Linked DNA regions of Homo sapiens: region 1 is linked to region 2. A link is an interaction called in ENCODE POLR2A ChIA-PET data of the cell type or tissue named here. Cell type or tissue: K562. All regions are shown on one strand.

Region 1 (4,000 bases), 510 kb after region 2:
GTGTGCTTGCAGGGCTAGAGTGAGCGCGTGATGGGGTGGGCTCCGAAGGCCTGAGCCCTCATCTCCTAGCAGTTGCAAATGAAAAGGTCTATAGTGATGGACTGTGGCCCAGGCTCTGAAGTCAGACTACCTGGGCTCAAATCTGGCTCCAGTAGCTGCTTGACCTTGAGCAAGTGAGGCTCTCCGTGCCTCAGTTCTTCATCTGTGAAATGGGAATGTTAACAACTTCCACAGAGGGTTGTTGGGAAGTTTATGTAAAATAATACCTGTAAGTCCCTTGGAAGAGATATACCTGCTCTTATGAGCATTATTTTATTGGATATCTATATTAATGAAAAATTTAGTTGCAGGTAATGGAAAACCTCTCCACTGGCATAACCAAAGAGAATAGTTTATTAAAAGGGGGGTTCGTCCATGACAGCCAAGGGCAGGAAGGCAGCCAATACTCCAGAAGAGACTGGAAGCAGAGATTTGATCAGTTACCAGTCCAACCCATTTCCTATCTCTGAGTTTCTTCTCTCTGTGCCTGCTTTGTTCGTCTGTGCTTGTAGACCCATTTTCTCCTCCTCCTTGTTGTTGCAGCAGGACCTTGCCTCCCCAGGGCTCCCCAAGCAAGTGCATTGCAATCCCAGTGCCCAGGAGAGACAATTGGATTGGCCCAGCTGGGTCCTCTCCTGGTCCAATCAACCACAGATGGGGGCTGAATCATGCGATGCCAACATGGCAGCTCCCAAAGACATTGGATTGGCCCAGCTTGGTCCACTCCTGGTCCAATCAACCATGGATAGGGGCGGGATCATGCAGTGCCAACATGGCAGCTCCCAAAGAAGAGGGGACTGGCCTGTGAATGGGATGAGACACCCCCAATCCCCCGCCCCCAGATGATGAAATTCAGTTATCCTACTTCCCTCTGCCACAAACTACTTTTGCTCCTTGGTTCTACAACTAAGAGGACACACGCTGCTCCGGTTTGAATGTCCCCTCCAAGATTAAGGTTGACAATCCTGCATGTGGCAGTATTGAGGGGTGGTGCCTTTAAGAAGTGCTCATAAGGGGCTCGCTCTGCTCTCGTGAACAGATTAATCCATTTATGGATTAATGAGTTATCATACAAGTGGAACTGATGTCTTTATAAGAAGAAGAAGATGAATTCAGATGTAGTTGTCAGCTCCTGTAGTCTCAGCTACTTGGGAGGCTGAGGCAGAAGGATCTCTAGAGCCCAGGAGTTTGAGGCTACAGTGAGCTATGATCACACCACTGCACTCCAACTTGGGTGACAGAGCGAGACTCTGTCTCTTAAAGAAGAGAAGAGGAAAGAGAGACTTGAACTAGCATGCTCAGCCCCCTCGCCGTGTGATACCCTGCACTGCCTCAGGATTCCACCAGCAAGAAGGCCCTTACCAGATGCAACCCCGTGACCTTGCACTTCTCAGCCTCCATAACTGTAAGGTATAAATTATTTTTCCTTATAAATTACTCAGCTTCAGATATTCTATTATAAGCAACAAAAAACAAACTTAGACACACCTAGAGGCCCTGCTTGCAGGTTCCCTGATGCTGGGGAAGCTACCACAACACCTGTTGCACTAAGCAGCCATCCCAGGACACCACACATACACACATACACACACACACACACACACACTCCTCTAGCCACAGCTGACTAGATGGGGTTCAGCCAATCCCTGGTCTTGTCTCCTGATTCAAAAGGAGGAGCTGAGCCAATCAGATTCACAATCAGAATCTGAACTAAGAAAGTCAGGGAAGGGCAGTTGTTGGCCATGAGGGATGAAAGATCAGATTCTCCTGGGTCTTGAGGGTCAAGGTTAGCTGGTGGAATCTGAGGAGCTGAGAGAGAAGAGAGCAGTTACTGAGAGAGAAACTGAGGTAAGAGACACCTGCAGCCCAAGACACCAGGCAAATAGCTTCAGTCTCTGACTTTCCAGTTCCCGCTTCCAGTACGGGAGAAGCCTGACCGAATGGAGCTTTCCTAAGCCAATGGAGATCCCCGGAATTTCCAGTCATAGTCTCACAATTTCCCCCATCCAAATATTAGTTTTGTGTTACTAAAAAATGTTCTACCCCAAAAATTCACTTCCTTATTTCTCTGTAACATGAGCCACAATCATCCAACTTTTTTATTTCTCCATGGAGAGAAGACACAACCCACCCACCCCCGTACCTCTCCTGCTTCAAGCCCTGTGGGCATGTGAGTGGGCATGTGCCCATGTGTGCGCCTGGAGCGTGCACAGAATCATCTCCATTTAAGGATGGTTCACACTCAAATATTCTCCGTGTCCCAGTATCACCTGACCTCCCCCTAGGAGAGAGGGGACAGAAAGCAACTTGCTCAACATGGTCTGTAGAGACAACCATTATGGCCACCAGCTCCAGAGTGTGGGCACTGCATCCCTGAGGGCAGAAAGGGACATTCCCCAGAATTGGGCAGGCAGAAGGGAGCTCTCTCCAGGCCTCAGAGCTGGGCTGGTCACGGCACGTCAAAATATTTCCTCCAAAGGAGTACCAATCTCAGTGCTTCTGTACTTGCTTAGATAGAGGCTGCTTATAGACCAAGCAGCCATTTGCATGAACAGAGGTGGGTCAGAATCCACCACAGGTACCCGCTCCCCAGCTCTTTCCACCCCACGGTCTCTGCACCATGCCTAAGTAGCTCAACCAGACCTGGTTCCAACCTCTTCTCTGCTCCAGCAAACTTACAACAAAGTTCTATTCTGATTCAATGAAGATTTTTTCATCCGTAATTCAATGACACATGCACACACACCCCGGCCCTCCTTTGTGTGAGCCACTAGTAACACTGAACTCTTACTTCCTTATTTGTAAAATGACAAGGTTGGAGGAGGCATGGTCTGGGGCCCAGCCCTGCTCTGCCAGTCTGGGAATGTGTCTTTCATTGCTACTGTGTGTCATGACAATGGATGAGAGACTTTTTTTTTTTTTTTTTTTTTTTTTTTGAGATGGAGTCTTGCTTTGTCGCCCAGGCTGGAGTGCAGAGGTGCAATCTTGGCTCACTGCAACCTCCACCTCCTGGGTTCAAGCAATTCTCCTGCCTCAGCCTCCTGAGTAGCTGGGACTACAGGCACGTGCCACCATGCCAGGCTAATTTTTGTATTTTTAGTAGAGACGGGGTTTCACCATATTGGCCAGGCCGGTCTCGAACTCCTGACCTCAGGTGATCCGTCTGTCTTGGCCTCCCAAAGTGCTGGGATTACAGATGTGAGCCAGCATGCCCAGCCGATGAGAGACTACTTTGTTCCCTATTATTGGGCCGTTTTCTGCACCTGTGAGGTCAGTCACTGTTTCCTGATTTTCCAGTATCCCCAGTGCAGGGGCTCTGTGGGGAGAAAACTCTGATGATTATTGCCTGCGTGGGAATCTACCTGGTGCCAAAGAGGCGGGACAGGCTACTGACTGACTGGCTAACAGACCAGCAGGGGACTGACAGCAGAGTGAGCCTGCAGTTGATACGTTCACACTCTGAGCCTGGGTACAGCGGCAGCCCCTGAGCTGGGCCAGGTCATAGCCCCACCCTTCCTTAGGAACCAGTGTTTACTATTAAAAAGTGAGGGCAGGAAAGTGGGAGAACCCCCAAATCTATACAAAACCCAAGAACAAAAGTCCATTCAACCATCTTATGCAAAATTTTGCATTCAGTAAGTTAGCAATCCCGAAGTATAAACTACTTTCAATGTTGGCATACATGTTAGGTGTTTGTGGGTGAGTGTCGTTGACATTTCTAATTACATAGAAGAGGTGGGTGACGGGGTCTCACCATGCTCTGGGAGTCTAAGGTCTAAAGCGGACCTTGGTGCTGGGAGTTGAGTCTTCAACAATGGAACTGGTGGCCCCAAGTCCTCACCTCTCTCTTTCTCTTTCTCTCTCTCTCTCTCTCTCTGGGTAGAAGACCTTTTCTGTTTTACCACTGCCCCTTGAATTATCTTAAAACTTAGTTTCGGCCAGGCGCAGTGGCTCACGCCTG
Region 2 (4,000 bases):
TGGTGTTACCTTCAACCTGCAGCCCCCAGGCCCTGTCTTTCTGCCACTGTCTCTGTGGCCAGCTAGAGAAGTCAGCACGTACTATAGAGACGGCCCCAGCCGGTGATGTAGCAGGGTGTCTTGTTGGGAAGGATGTCACCAGCGGGAGGGAGTGAGGCGAGCTGGACGGCATCTCCCAGCTGGGCGCTGCGTGAGAGCTTGATGAGGGCGATGTCATTGCTGGGGAGGAGGGAACAGTCACGGGGCCTGGTCCTCCAGCCGGCCCAAGTCCTACCTTCTAGCCGTTGCTCCAGGCTATTCCACCTCTGAGATGCCCCAACTTCTTTACCCTCCAAATCCACTCTTTCATCATCATTATTATTATTATTATTATTATTATTGAGACAGAGTCTCGGTCTGTTGCCCAGGCTGGAGTGCAGTGTCACAATCATAGCTCACTGCAGCCTCCTGGGCCAAGGGATCCTCCTGCTTTCACCTCCTGAAGTGCTGGAATTACAGGCATGAGCCACTATACCTGGCCCAAATCGTTCTTAAGGCTGAGGAATTTTATTTATTCATTTATTTATTTTTGAGTCAGAGTCTCGCTCTGTTGCCCAGGCTGGAGTGCAGTGGCATGATCTTGGCTCACTGCAGCCTCCGCCTCCCGAGTTCAAGTGATTCTCCTGCCTCAGCCTTTCCAGTAGCTGGGATTACAGGCTCATGCCACCACGCCTGGCTAATATTTGTTAAGATTTTTTCATACACTTGAAAGGCATAAGATTGTCTCCTTGGCCTTCACACCACCCAGGAAGCCCAACTTCATGGTCACCTTTTGACAAATGGCAAAACTAAGGCCCAGAGAAGGCCAGTGACTTGCTCAGGCCATACACAGAGTTAATGCCAGAGCCTGACTCTCAGCCCAGTGCTCCTCCTTTTGCCCATAGTGCTGGGAGCCCAGGATGCACTGGGTGAGCCATCTATTGAATGGAGAAACCCTCGGATATGGGGGAAGGATGCCAGAGGAACCCTGAGCTCTGAAGCCACTAGCCAAGTGGCCTTGGCAGAGTTCCTGCCCCTCCCTGAACACTGCCATCCCCTCTGTAGGGAGACAGGTTTGGTGGTGATGGTCCTTAAAGGCTCTGCTGGCTTCAATCCTCAGTGTGTGGGACCTGGGCACAGGCTGCTGGACTCAGCTCCCCTGTCCCTATGTCCCTATGTCCCTACGTCCCTACTCAGAGTTGGAGCCTACTCAGACTTGGCTGTGGGTCATGGAGGGACAAGTAGAGGAGCCCCTGGGTTCCAGACCGGAGCATTCACTCACCCACAGGCCACACACGAGCGGTTCCAGAGTGGATGCACAAACAGCTCCTCAGAGTTGATGGGGATCACCTGCTCGGGGCCCTCCTTCACAGCAAGGTTGTACTCACCCAACACCACCTGGTAGGTCAGATCCCTCCTGCAGGCAGAGGTGAGGTCAGTCGGGGCCTGACTGGCTCACCTCCCTCCTTCCCCATCATCACCCACTCTCCCCCGCTGCCCAGGGCCACAGGCAGGGACAGGGTAGAGAACTCACGAGATGCAGTGGCCGGCAGTCACAACCCAATCGGGGGCGATGAGGCTACCGCCACACGTGTGGTAGAAGCTTCCACTTTTCTCATACTGCAGGGAAACCTGGTGGCCCAGGAGGAAAGGGCCTCAGTGGGCTGGGCCCCACCATGAGAGTTGCCACCAATGGCTGTATAGGTTGTGCACTGTGCAACTCTAGAGGGCGCCATTCACATGGAAAACGAGAGCACCCACTGAAATATGCAGCATACAACCTGCGACCTGGGCAGCTGCCCGTGGTGGCCCTATCACTTTTCCATGGGGGTCACATTCTGATTCTCCAAAGCCTCCCCACACCAGCACTATGACCTCCCTGGGGACCCCAACATTCTCTACCTTCTGTCTCTTAACAGCCCTTGAAGGCCCTCTGTTCTATCACGCACCCCTCGCCCTGTGAGTTTTTTTTTTTTTTGAGATGGAGTTTTGCTCTTGTTCCCCAGGCTGGAGTGCAATGGTGGCAATCTCAGCTCATTTCAACCTCCGCCTCCCGGGTTCAAGCGATTCTCCTGTCTCAGCCTCCACAGTAACCGGGATTACAGGCACCTGCCGTCGTGCCTGGCTAATTTTGTATTTTTAGTAGACACGGAGTTTCACCATGTTGGCCAGGCTGGTCTCGAGCTCCTCACCTCAGGTGATCTGCCCACCTCGGCCTCCCGAAGTGCTGGGATTACAGGCGTGAGCCACCGCGCCCAGCCCCCCTGACTCTTTTGAACCTCAGCTCTTTCAAGGCCTCTTGAGCCTTCTGAAGCACAGCTCACCCTGATGAGTTCTTTGCCTCTCTTCCCATTTCCTACACATTCTGATTTTCAAAAGCTCCATCTAGACCAGGGTTAGCAAACTGTGGACAGTGGGGCACATCAGGCTTCTGGTCTGTTTTTGTAATAAAGATGTCCTGGAAATAGTCACATTCATTTCTGTATTGTTTGTGTCTGCTTTCATGCTACCATGGCACAGTCAAGTCATTACTATCCAAACCATCAAATAACCTAAAATATTCACTCTCTGGCCATTTACAGAATAAGCCTGCTGACCCTCTCCGATAAAACTTCCCATAATCATGGGAATGTTCTATATCTTTGCTGTCCAATATGGTAGCCACTAGCCACATGTGACTATTGAACATTTGAAATGTGGCAAGCAGGCCAAGCATGGTGGCTTACGCCTATAATCCCAGCACTGTGGGAGGTCAAGACAGGAGGATCACTGGAGCTCAGAAGTTCGAGGCAAGCCTGGGCAACATAGTGAGACCCCATCTCTACAACAATGTATAAAAATTAGCTGGGCATGGTGGCGCATGCCTGTAGTCCTAGCTACACAGGAGGCTGAGGTGGGATTATTGCTTGGACCTAGGAGGTCAAGGCTGCAGTAAGCTGAGATCACACCACTGCACTCCAGCCTGGGCAACACAGCAAGACCCTGTCTCAAAAAAAAAAAAAACAAAGAAAAGAAAAGAAAAGAAAAAAGCACTGAGGAAATGAATTGTTAACATTTTTAATGTAAGTAAATTTCAGCTGGGTGCAGTGACTCACACCTGTAATCCCAGCACTTTGAGAGGCCGAGGCAGGTGGATCACCTGAGGTCAGAAGCTCCAGACTGGCCTGGCCAACACAGTGAAACCCTGTCTCTACTAAAAATACAAAATTAGCCGGGCTTGGTGGCGCGTGCCTGTAATCCCAGCTACTTGGGAGGTGAGGTAGGAGAATTGCTTGAACCCGGGTGGCAGAGTTTGCAGTGAGCCAAGATTGTGCCATTGCACTTCAGCCTGGGCAACAAGAGTGAAACTCTGTCTCAATAATAATAGTAATAATAATTTAATTTAATTTTTTTTTTTGAGACAGAGTCTCACTCTGTTGCCCGGGGCTGGAGTGCAGTGGTGCAATCTTGTCTCACTGCAACCTCCAACTCCCAGGTTCAAGGGATTCTCCTGCCTCAGCCTCCTGAGTAGCTGGGATTACAGGCGTGAGCCACCGCACCTGGCCTAATTTAATTAAATTTAAATAGCCACAGCACATCAAGTCCAGCCTTCTGAGCTTCCCTCCACTGGCCTTACAAGATCCCTCACTCCCTTATTGCTTTCAGACCTCAAAGCCCTGTAGTATCATCCTAGGAATCTAGAAATGAGTCTCTCAAAATCTCACTTCGTCAACACAGTGCCTGAAATTCCACCATCAGTGTGCCAACTCCTTGAGTTTAGCATTTCCTTCACCCCCGATTCCAATTTTAAGTTGCAAATAGCCCAGTGAGGGTTACAGATGAAACGGGCAAAACCTCCCCGTGAAGTAGATGGTCCAAGGGCTGCCTGGTCTTTGGAAGCTGAAGTGGACATTGCAAAGGGAGCAATGGTGTCAAGGCTGGATGCCACGCCATTAGAGCTTAGGGTCCAGAGCCCACGGTGGGAATGAGGGCAGCTGCTATT

The links. Peaks named below come from ENCODE experiments on the same cell type or tissue, not always from the same donor. Only the 100,000 strongest peaks of a DNase experiment are listed, where the experiment ranks them.
Region 1: POLR2A ChIA-PET joins it to region 2 with 5 read pairs; 2 of 35 experiments call an interaction of 5 or more read pairs at or near these places.

What each region holds. Positions count from the first base shown.
Region 1 is chr1:21,493,829-21,497,828 of GRCh38, reverse strand. No RefSeq gene overlaps it. Among named protein-coding and RNA genes, the nearest start is that of ALPL, 14 kb to the left of the region's middle. In K562, no CTCF peak of the experiment used is centred here; a DNase peak (open chromatin) is centred at 1,693; H3K27me3 peaks cover 1,496 bases.
Region 2 is chr1:22,003,097-22,007,096 of GRCh38, reverse strand. It overlaps CELA3A (chymotrypsin like elastase 3A), which reads right to left. Exons shown (of 8, transcript NM_005747.5): 3 at 1,553-1,650; 4 at 1,301-1,435; 5 at 83-219. Among named protein-coding and RNA genes, the nearest start is that of CELA3A, 3.4 kb to the right of the region's middle. In K562, a CTCF peak has its summit at 1,755 (motif pointing right); no DNase peak of the experiment used is centred here; H3K27me3 peaks cover 351 bases.